Linked DNA regions of Homo sapiens: region 1 is linked to region 2. A link is an interaction called in ENCODE POLR2A ChIA-PET data of the cell type or tissue named here. Cell type or tissue: CD4-positive, alpha-beta T cell. All regions are shown on one strand.

Region 1 (4,000 bases), 230 kb after region 2:
CTGCGTTTGGACTGGCAGAAAGCTGCCTAGCAGGAGTCTCTGGGGGTCTCTCTCACTAGCTCCTCATCACCAGCAGCAGCGACGCCATCCCCAGCTAAGCAATCCCCTTGGAGAAAGCCCCTGACCACAGCCCCCGCCTTTCCACCTCGGAGACTCGTGTGTGTCTGGGTATGGGCAGCAGAGAGTCGCTGTCTGTGAGTTGTTTGCTCTTCCCGAGGGCAGGAAAATCTGTATCAGGCAGAAAAATCTGTTTTGAAAACACGCATGCACATTCATGCACACAACACACATACGTACCACACACATACCACATGCATGCACACACAGGCAAAATGTCTTTCCTTCCTTCAGGAAAGGTGCACCCCTGGAAAGCCCAGGCACTCTTTCTCAGTTTCCAGAAACCTGCCGGCATTGCTTGTCTTCAGAGACAACGTGTCTGTCAATGAGGAAAGTCTCTCTCGGAGGCCCTTATCTCTAGGAGAGAAAAACACACAATGAGAGAAACTCACTCTCCCTCTTCCCACACTCAGAAATCCGTGTGTGTGTATGCACTGCGCAGGAAAAACAAGCAAAACAAACCAAAACCAAACCTCTGTGCTCTGGCCCGTGATCTCTCCGTACACAGGAGAACGTGTGTGCCATTTTCCAGGCAGAAAAAACGATTTTGGACACGTGCAAGCTCACTCGGATACGCACACACTCATGCAGAAAGGCCTCAGTTTGCACCAGAAAAACAAGCTCTATTTCCTCTTGGTACCTGGCCCTCAGAACAGTCTGTGTGCACCTCCAGATAGAAAATGTTTTTTCCCTTTCACTCAGAAAAGGCTCCATCCTAAGCTACCTGTAATGAGGCAGAAACGACCTCCACCATTAGTAAAAGGCGCAACTGAGTAACTCACACGCACATGTTACTCTTTCCACACTGAGAGAATCCTGCATGTGTGCCTGCTTGTGCAAAAAACCAAAACGTGTCTGGTTTGAGGCTTTCTGTGAGCTCAAAGAGACCTATCTTTTTCCAGATAGAAAAAAAACCCTGTCTTTCCAACACACACACACACACACACGCACACACACACACACACACGAATACACGGCACTTGGGACAGAAATGTCCCCCTTGCCGGCCCCAGGGTGCACCGCCTCCAGCACACGATGCTCATTCCCTGCAGTTCTTGGCTCATGAGCAATTGCCAATTTGTGTCTGTCTTCAGGCACAAGACATTCTCTCACCCAGAAAGGGCCCCCAAGAAAACACAATTCAGATAACACACACATACACACACACACACACACACACACCTTTCTCCAATTCTCACTAAGGCTTCACCACCTAGAACATGATTTCTCAGTTCTTGGAATATTTTGTGTCTGTTTACGGGCAGAAAATGATCTGTCTCACTCAAATGTCTGTCCCTGAAGCTGCCCTCTACTCTCTCCCGCACCAGAGAAAAGCCCACTCACACTCGCCCGCCCTTTTCACACTGAGCAAAGTCTGTGTGTGTGCACCTGCACACACTCTCATGTACGTGGCCAAAAAAATGTCCGTTGGTTCATCTCTTTCTGCAAACAAATGTGTCTTTTTCTAGGTAGAAAAATCACACACACACACACACACACACACACACACACACACACACACACACGTGTTTCCCCTTCTCTCAATAACTTTGCACCACCTGAAAGGTCATTATCCAATTCTTGGCTCTTGAGAAATCCTTTATCTCCAGTTAGAAAATACTGTTGCTCCCTGAGAAATGTCTAAAGTGCTCTGTCACTAGGCTGAACAACCTGCCGTGCCCTCCCCTGCACACACACACACTCACACCAGTCAGCAGGCGCGCACACACTCACAACCAGAAGAGCACTGTGTGCACGTCAGTACACATCCTGTCAGCCTTTCCATGTCTGCGCACACACACACACACGCGCGTGCGTAGGCAGAAACCTTCCCCCTGCCCATCAAGTGTCACCACTTAAAAATCACTTCTTTTTCTTCTAATTCTCAGCTTATGAAAATCTGTGTGTGTGTGTCTCCAGACAGAAAATGATTTTTTTTCCTCCTAAATTGCTTCCTCCAGAGCACTTTCTCACTGGGAGAAATGATTCCCCTCCCCAAGAAAAACACTTTAGAGAAGACGATCACTCCCACTCTGACTTCCTTTTCATATTGGAAAATTGTGTGTGTGTGTGTGAGAAAAACTGTTCCCTTTTGGTCTGTTTTTTTTTTTTGCAAGCCAAAAAACCACGTATCTTTTTTTTCCAGGCAGAAAAACTACTGTCTGTTTTTCTGTCTATCTCTCTCTTATATACACAGATGTACACACATGTGCACACACACACACACACACGCAGAATGTCTTTGTTTTCTAAGTATTTACCATCTGAAATAACCAGCACTTTCCAATCCCCAGCCCTCAGAAAAATATGTTTCCAGGTAGAAAATATTCTCTGTCTCTCAGAAAAGTCTCTCTCTAAAGGTTTGTCACTGGGCAGAAATCTCTCTTTCTCTCTCACATACACACACACAACAAGAAGGAAAATGTGTGTTTGTGGTTGTGGTTGTGTGTTTGTTTTTGTGTGTGTGTGTTTGTGGGTACAAGCCGATGAAAGTCTCTCCATGTTGAGCTGCCTCCCTGCAAGCAAAAAAATACATGTTCTTTTTTTTCCAGAAAGAAAAAATACGCCAACACACACACACACACACACACACACACACACACACACACACAGACATGTGGCTCTTCTCTATGTACTACCTGAAAAACAAGCAAACAAACACTATTTCTGGGCTTGCAGAAAATTATGTGCTTGCTTGTTTCCAGGCAAATAACAATATTCTTAATCTTCACTCAGAAAAGTCACTTTTCAAAACTCACTGGGCAGAAATACATTCTTCCCTAAAAAATAACAACCTACTCTCACCGTCTTTCCACACTTAGAAAAGTGTGTGTGTGTGTTTGTGTGCACGTGTGTAGTGGGAAAAAAACCCTCACTTTGTTAGTCTATCTCTTCCTGCAGGCAGAAAAATATACGCATCTTTTTCTCTGCGGGAAAACATGTACGTGAGGTGCACTGGCACACACACACACACACACACACACACACAATCTCAGGCAGAATGTCTGTTTTCTCACTAAGTATGCACCACCTGAAATACCAACACTTTTGAAATTCTCGGCTCACAGAAATACATGTGTCTCCAGGCAGAAAATGTTCTTTTTCCCTCTCAGAAAAGTCTCTCTCTAAAGCTTTTCATCACCGGGCAACATAACTCCCCTCTCCCCAAGAAAGCACACACAAAATATGAAAAACACACGTTGGAAAAGAAGAAAACTCTGTGTGCATTCATAGGTGTGTGGTTATAAGCAAAAATGTCTCTCTGTGTGGATTTGTCTCCCTGTAAGCAGAAAAATACGTATGTGATTTTTCCAAGTGGGAACAAAATTCTTCTCTTTCTCTCACTGTCTTTCCCTCTCACTGTCTCCCCTCTCTCTCTCTCACACACACAGTACAGACACACACGCGCGCGCACACACACACACACACACACACACACACGTCTCTTCACCGGGCTCCCCTGCTAAGCAAATATGTCTCCCATTCTCTAGGGAAGTGTGTGTGCACCACTTGAAAAACACTATTTTGTAGCTTGCAGAAAATTATGTATACGTGTATGTTACAGGCAGAAAATGCCCTCCCTCTTTTTTTCTTTCTCTTCTTCTTTCTCTCTTTCCCTCTTGGAAACGTTTCCCCTGCCACAGCCAAGAAACACACACCACATTAGGAAAACATAAGTACCTGCTCACTCCCCAGGTAGCACATGTTACGGGTGTGTGCACACGGCCCTGCCTGTTGCTCTGTCTCTCCCCGCACACAGGAAAACACGTGCTTGTGTGTGCTTTCTCCAAGAAGAAAAATCAATCTTTCTCTCTCTCTGCCTCTGTCTCTCTCTCCCTCTGGTGGAAAAATCATAGTTTATTGCTTTTTCCCACCAGCAGAA
Region 2 (4,000 bases):
TATGGTCATCATTCCTGCCATACAGCAGGAGCAGAAGCCACTTGAGCTTCCAAGGCACATGTTCTAAATTGGCACTTTGCCGCAATTGACCACAGGTGATGGCTTTATTAATTGTGATGCTTTTGTACCTCACAGGTTACAAGAGTCACATTTCTCATTGTCAAGGAGCTCAACACTGTGCTCACATCCAAAAGCACAACCACACTAGTCCCTAAATCCCATCATTAGGGATCTCTTGGGACCATTCCCAGAGACAATTCTGTAGACTTCTGTGCCCAGTCAGAAGACAGAAACCACCCAGTGGGTTATGCAGGGGAAACTTGGCGTAGGAATGATTAGTTACAATGAAAGAGTGACTATTAGGTACAAGGAAACTCTATAGGGTACCCTAAGATTGAGGGAGAGTACTCAAGAAACAACACACTTGGAAGGCATTCAGGTCTCATTGGAGAAGCTGTGATTTTAGCCACCAGAAAGCAGAGAAGTTGGCTGATTCAGCTAGACTTGAGATTGTGTGGAGTTGCTAGGCAAACAGCTGACAACCCTCTGGGGTGCTGCTGGATAGCAGACCATGCACAAGCAGAGATGTGGGCATGCATCTGGGAGCCTGGGCACAGCAGGACAGAAGGCTTTGGAGCTTGTGGCATGCATAGAGGAAGTGGGGCTTGCAGAGGAAACGGCCACTGTGTGTGGACTCCTGGCCACGGGAGGCTAGCTGGCTTTACGCGGCTTTAGTTTCCCTGTCTGGAAGGCTGCAGATGGATTATCCCTGATCCAAGGCTGTAGGCTGCACAGGGAGCACTTTTGCAGCCTGCGGTTCAGGCTGGTTCTCTCAGATACCACCGCATAATGGTTGCTCTAGGTATTACATTTTATATATATGGAACTTATCATAGTCTGCTGGTGTCGTTATTTTACCAGTTGGAGTGAAGAGTAGAAATCTCACCTCCATTTATGCCCTCACATTTAGAATTATCTTAAATATTTCCTTTACATACATTTAGAACCATATCAGACAGTGTTATAATTTTTGTTTCAGCCACCAAACATGATTAAGAAAACTTGCTCGGGAGTGTTGGCTCATGCCTGTAATCCCAGGACTTTGGGATGCCAAGGCAGGAGGATTGCTTGAGCCCAGGAGGTTGAGGCTGCAGTGATCCATGTACGCACCACTGATCAATGTATGTGCACTCCAGCCTGGGTGACAAAGCAAGACCCTGTCTCAAAAACAAAAAAAACAAAAAACAAAACAAACAAAAAAACACCCCAAAACAAAAAAGAAAAACTCAAAAGGGAATGTTTTTACCCACTTTTTTACTGTTTCCATTGTTCTTTTTTCCTTCCTGATGTTCCAAGTTTCTCTTTTTGTTACATCCTTTCTGTTTAGAGAACTTTCATTCTTTGAGGGTGGGCCTGCTGGTGACAGATTCTATTTGTTTTCATTTATTTGCGAATATCTTGATTTCCCCTTCATTCCAGGAGGATATTTTCACCGGATATAAAATTTTGGGCTGACACTTCCTTTCCATCAGCTCTTGAAAAATGTGATACCCTTTTCTACTTGCCTCCAAGTTTCTGATGAGAACCTGCTTTCATTAGAATTGTTTTTTCTGTAGCTAAGGCATTGTTTCTCACTTGCTTCTTTCAATATTTTTTATCTTTAGAGTTCAGGAGTTTGACTATGACGTGCTTTGGTGTGGATTTCTTTGGGTTTATCCTGGTGGTGGGGGTGGGGGTGGGTGGTTCTCTCAGCTTCCTGAACTTGTAGCTTTATGTCTTCTGCCAAATTGAAGCTCCTGAACATTATTTGAGCACTTTTTAAGCTCATCTTCTTTCTCTTCTCCTTCCCAGGCTCTGATGATAGGAATATTAGACCTTTTGTTAGTGCCATGGGTCCCTGAGGCTGTTCATTTTTTTTTTATTTTTTTTAATTTTCATCCTGTTTTCTCTCTGTTGCTCAGATTGGGTAATTTCCATTGTCCTATCTTCAAGTTCACCGATTCTTTTTTTCTGTCCTGTCCATTTTGCTGTTGAGGGCATCCACTGAGTTTTTACATTTTTGATTATAGTATTTTTCATTTCTATTATTTCCATGTAGTTCTTCTTTTATCTTCTATGTCTTTGCTGGGGCTTTCTATGTTTCCTTTGTTTCAAGCATATTTGTAAGTGTTCATGGGAACATTTTCATGATGGCTGCTTCATAGCTGTCAGGGAATCCCAGCACCTCTTGCATATTGGTGTTGGCATCTGTGCATTGTCTTTTTCCTTTCAGTTTGAGGTCTTCTTGGTTCGTGGTATGACAAATGATTTTTAATTGAGACTTGGACATTTTGGGCATTATGGTATGAGAGTCTGGGTTTAGTGACCCTTCTGTGTTAGCTGGCTTCCTTTGCTACTGCTCTGACTGGGGAAGAGATGAGTGGAAGTTGAGGTTCCCTACTCAGCCTCTGTTGGTACTCATTGGGAAGGCCCTGTTACCTCCTGGGAAGGATAGTAGCACTGGCTTTCTGCCAGGCCTTTACTGACATTTCCCTGTCTGGAAGAGCTAGGAATGCCTTATTATTGCCTCCCACAGAAAGAGGGAGTGGATTAACACACTGTGGCACACCCACACCGTAAAACAGGACTTGGCAAGGAAAAGGAATGAATGATTGGAGCACACAACAGCTTGGATGGCTCTCAAAGGTATTGTCCTGAATGAAAGAAGCTGGACCAAAAAAGCCGCATAATATGTGGTTGCATTTATAGGACATTCTGGAAAAGACAAACTTATAGGGACAGAAAACAGATCTGTGGTTGCCAGAGGCTGGAGGTGGAGGAAGGGATTGACCAGAGAGGGAGGCATGATTTGGGGATGTGATGGCCTTCTTGATTATGTTGGTTGTTACACGACTGTATTTACTTGTCAAAATTCACAGAACTGTACACTAAAGAGGGTGCATTTTACTGTATGTAAATTGTACCTTAATTAAAAAAATACATCCCATTGAGAGATGGAGAAATTTGAGGAACATGATCTCTTGCCACCTGTCAGTCTGCAGCCATAGAATCATGTTGGGTCCTAACTGACATACCTTTTCTGAGTAACCCCCCTAGACCCACTGTAACACGCATGTGTATTTCGCTTTAGTGCGTACATTATGTCCATTTATAAAGAGTGCCTATCCATACCTTGTAGTTCTGACATGGGCAGTTTAAGAGGTAGGGTTAACTCATATAATATTCTGAATCACGTCAGTATTTGGGACGCTTCTTCCTACCCTTTATTTGAATTCAGCACTGCATCTGTTTGCTATTTTCCTGGATAATTATTGTAATTATATAAAAGAATAACCATCATCAATACAATATTCTGAATTCATTATTTCACATCCTAAACAAATCTGTTGATAGCCTGCTAGGCAATCACGAATCGTGGTGCTATGTAACATTTTATTTTGTGTTCTAAGCCACGAGGAATCAAGATAAACCTCCAACACAGCCAGGCCCATACTGGAAAGATCTGCCCTTGGCACACAACAGCCAGCAGAGGTCACCTTCCAAGTGGCCCTCAGTGGTGGAAGGAGAGCAGTTCTGGATGGCAGTTCTCATCCTTGTGCTGGCCTTGTCTTCTGTCCAGCAATAAAGCTTTAGGCTTTGCTTTCTCCATTTGCCGTGGAGGAGAGTAACAGTCACAGCAGTAATCAAGACAGGCGTCTTGTCATTTAATTAAGCATGGCATCCCTAGTATCCATAATTTCAGGTCATTAGGTACCCAGACATTGTTCTCTCCATTTTGCAGATGAGGAAACAAAAGCCCAGGGAAATAGTATACTTGCCCAGAAAGAATTTAAAAAAATATTGTTGAGCAGGCTAGCGTCTGTGGGTGCAGTTCCTCTGATTCAGTGTGTCATGCCGCAAACATGCCAGGCACATTCCCACCTCAGGGCCTTTGCACTGGCTGTTTGCATCCATTGGCCTTTGCATTGCAGGAAACACTCTTACCCCAGGTACCAGCATG

Evidence for each region. Peaks named below come from ENCODE experiments on the same cell type or tissue, not always from the same donor. Only the 100,000 strongest peaks of a DNase experiment are listed, where the experiment ranks them.
Region 1: POLR2A ChIA-PET joins it to region 2 with 11 read pairs; 1 of 35 experiments calls an interaction of 5 or more read pairs at or near these places.

The regions. Positions count from the first base shown.
Region 1 is chr20:59,398,985-59,402,984 of GRCh38, forward strand. No RefSeq gene overlaps it. Among named protein-coding and RNA genes, the nearest start is that of EDN3, 100 kb to the left of the region's middle. In CD4-positive, alpha-beta T cell, no CTCF peak of the experiment used is centred here; no DNase peak of the experiment used is centred here; H3K4me3 peaks cover 33 bases; H3K27me3 peaks cover 1,864 bases.
Region 2 is chr20:59,173,504-59,177,503 of GRCh38, forward strand. The region is part of intron 1 of ZNF831 (zinc finger protein 831); the gene reads left to right. Among named protein-coding and RNA genes, the nearest start is that of ZNF831, 12 kb to the left of the region's middle. In CD4-positive, alpha-beta T cell, no CTCF peak of the experiment used is centred here; a DNase peak (open chromatin) is centred at 1,718; H3K27ac peaks cover 967 bases.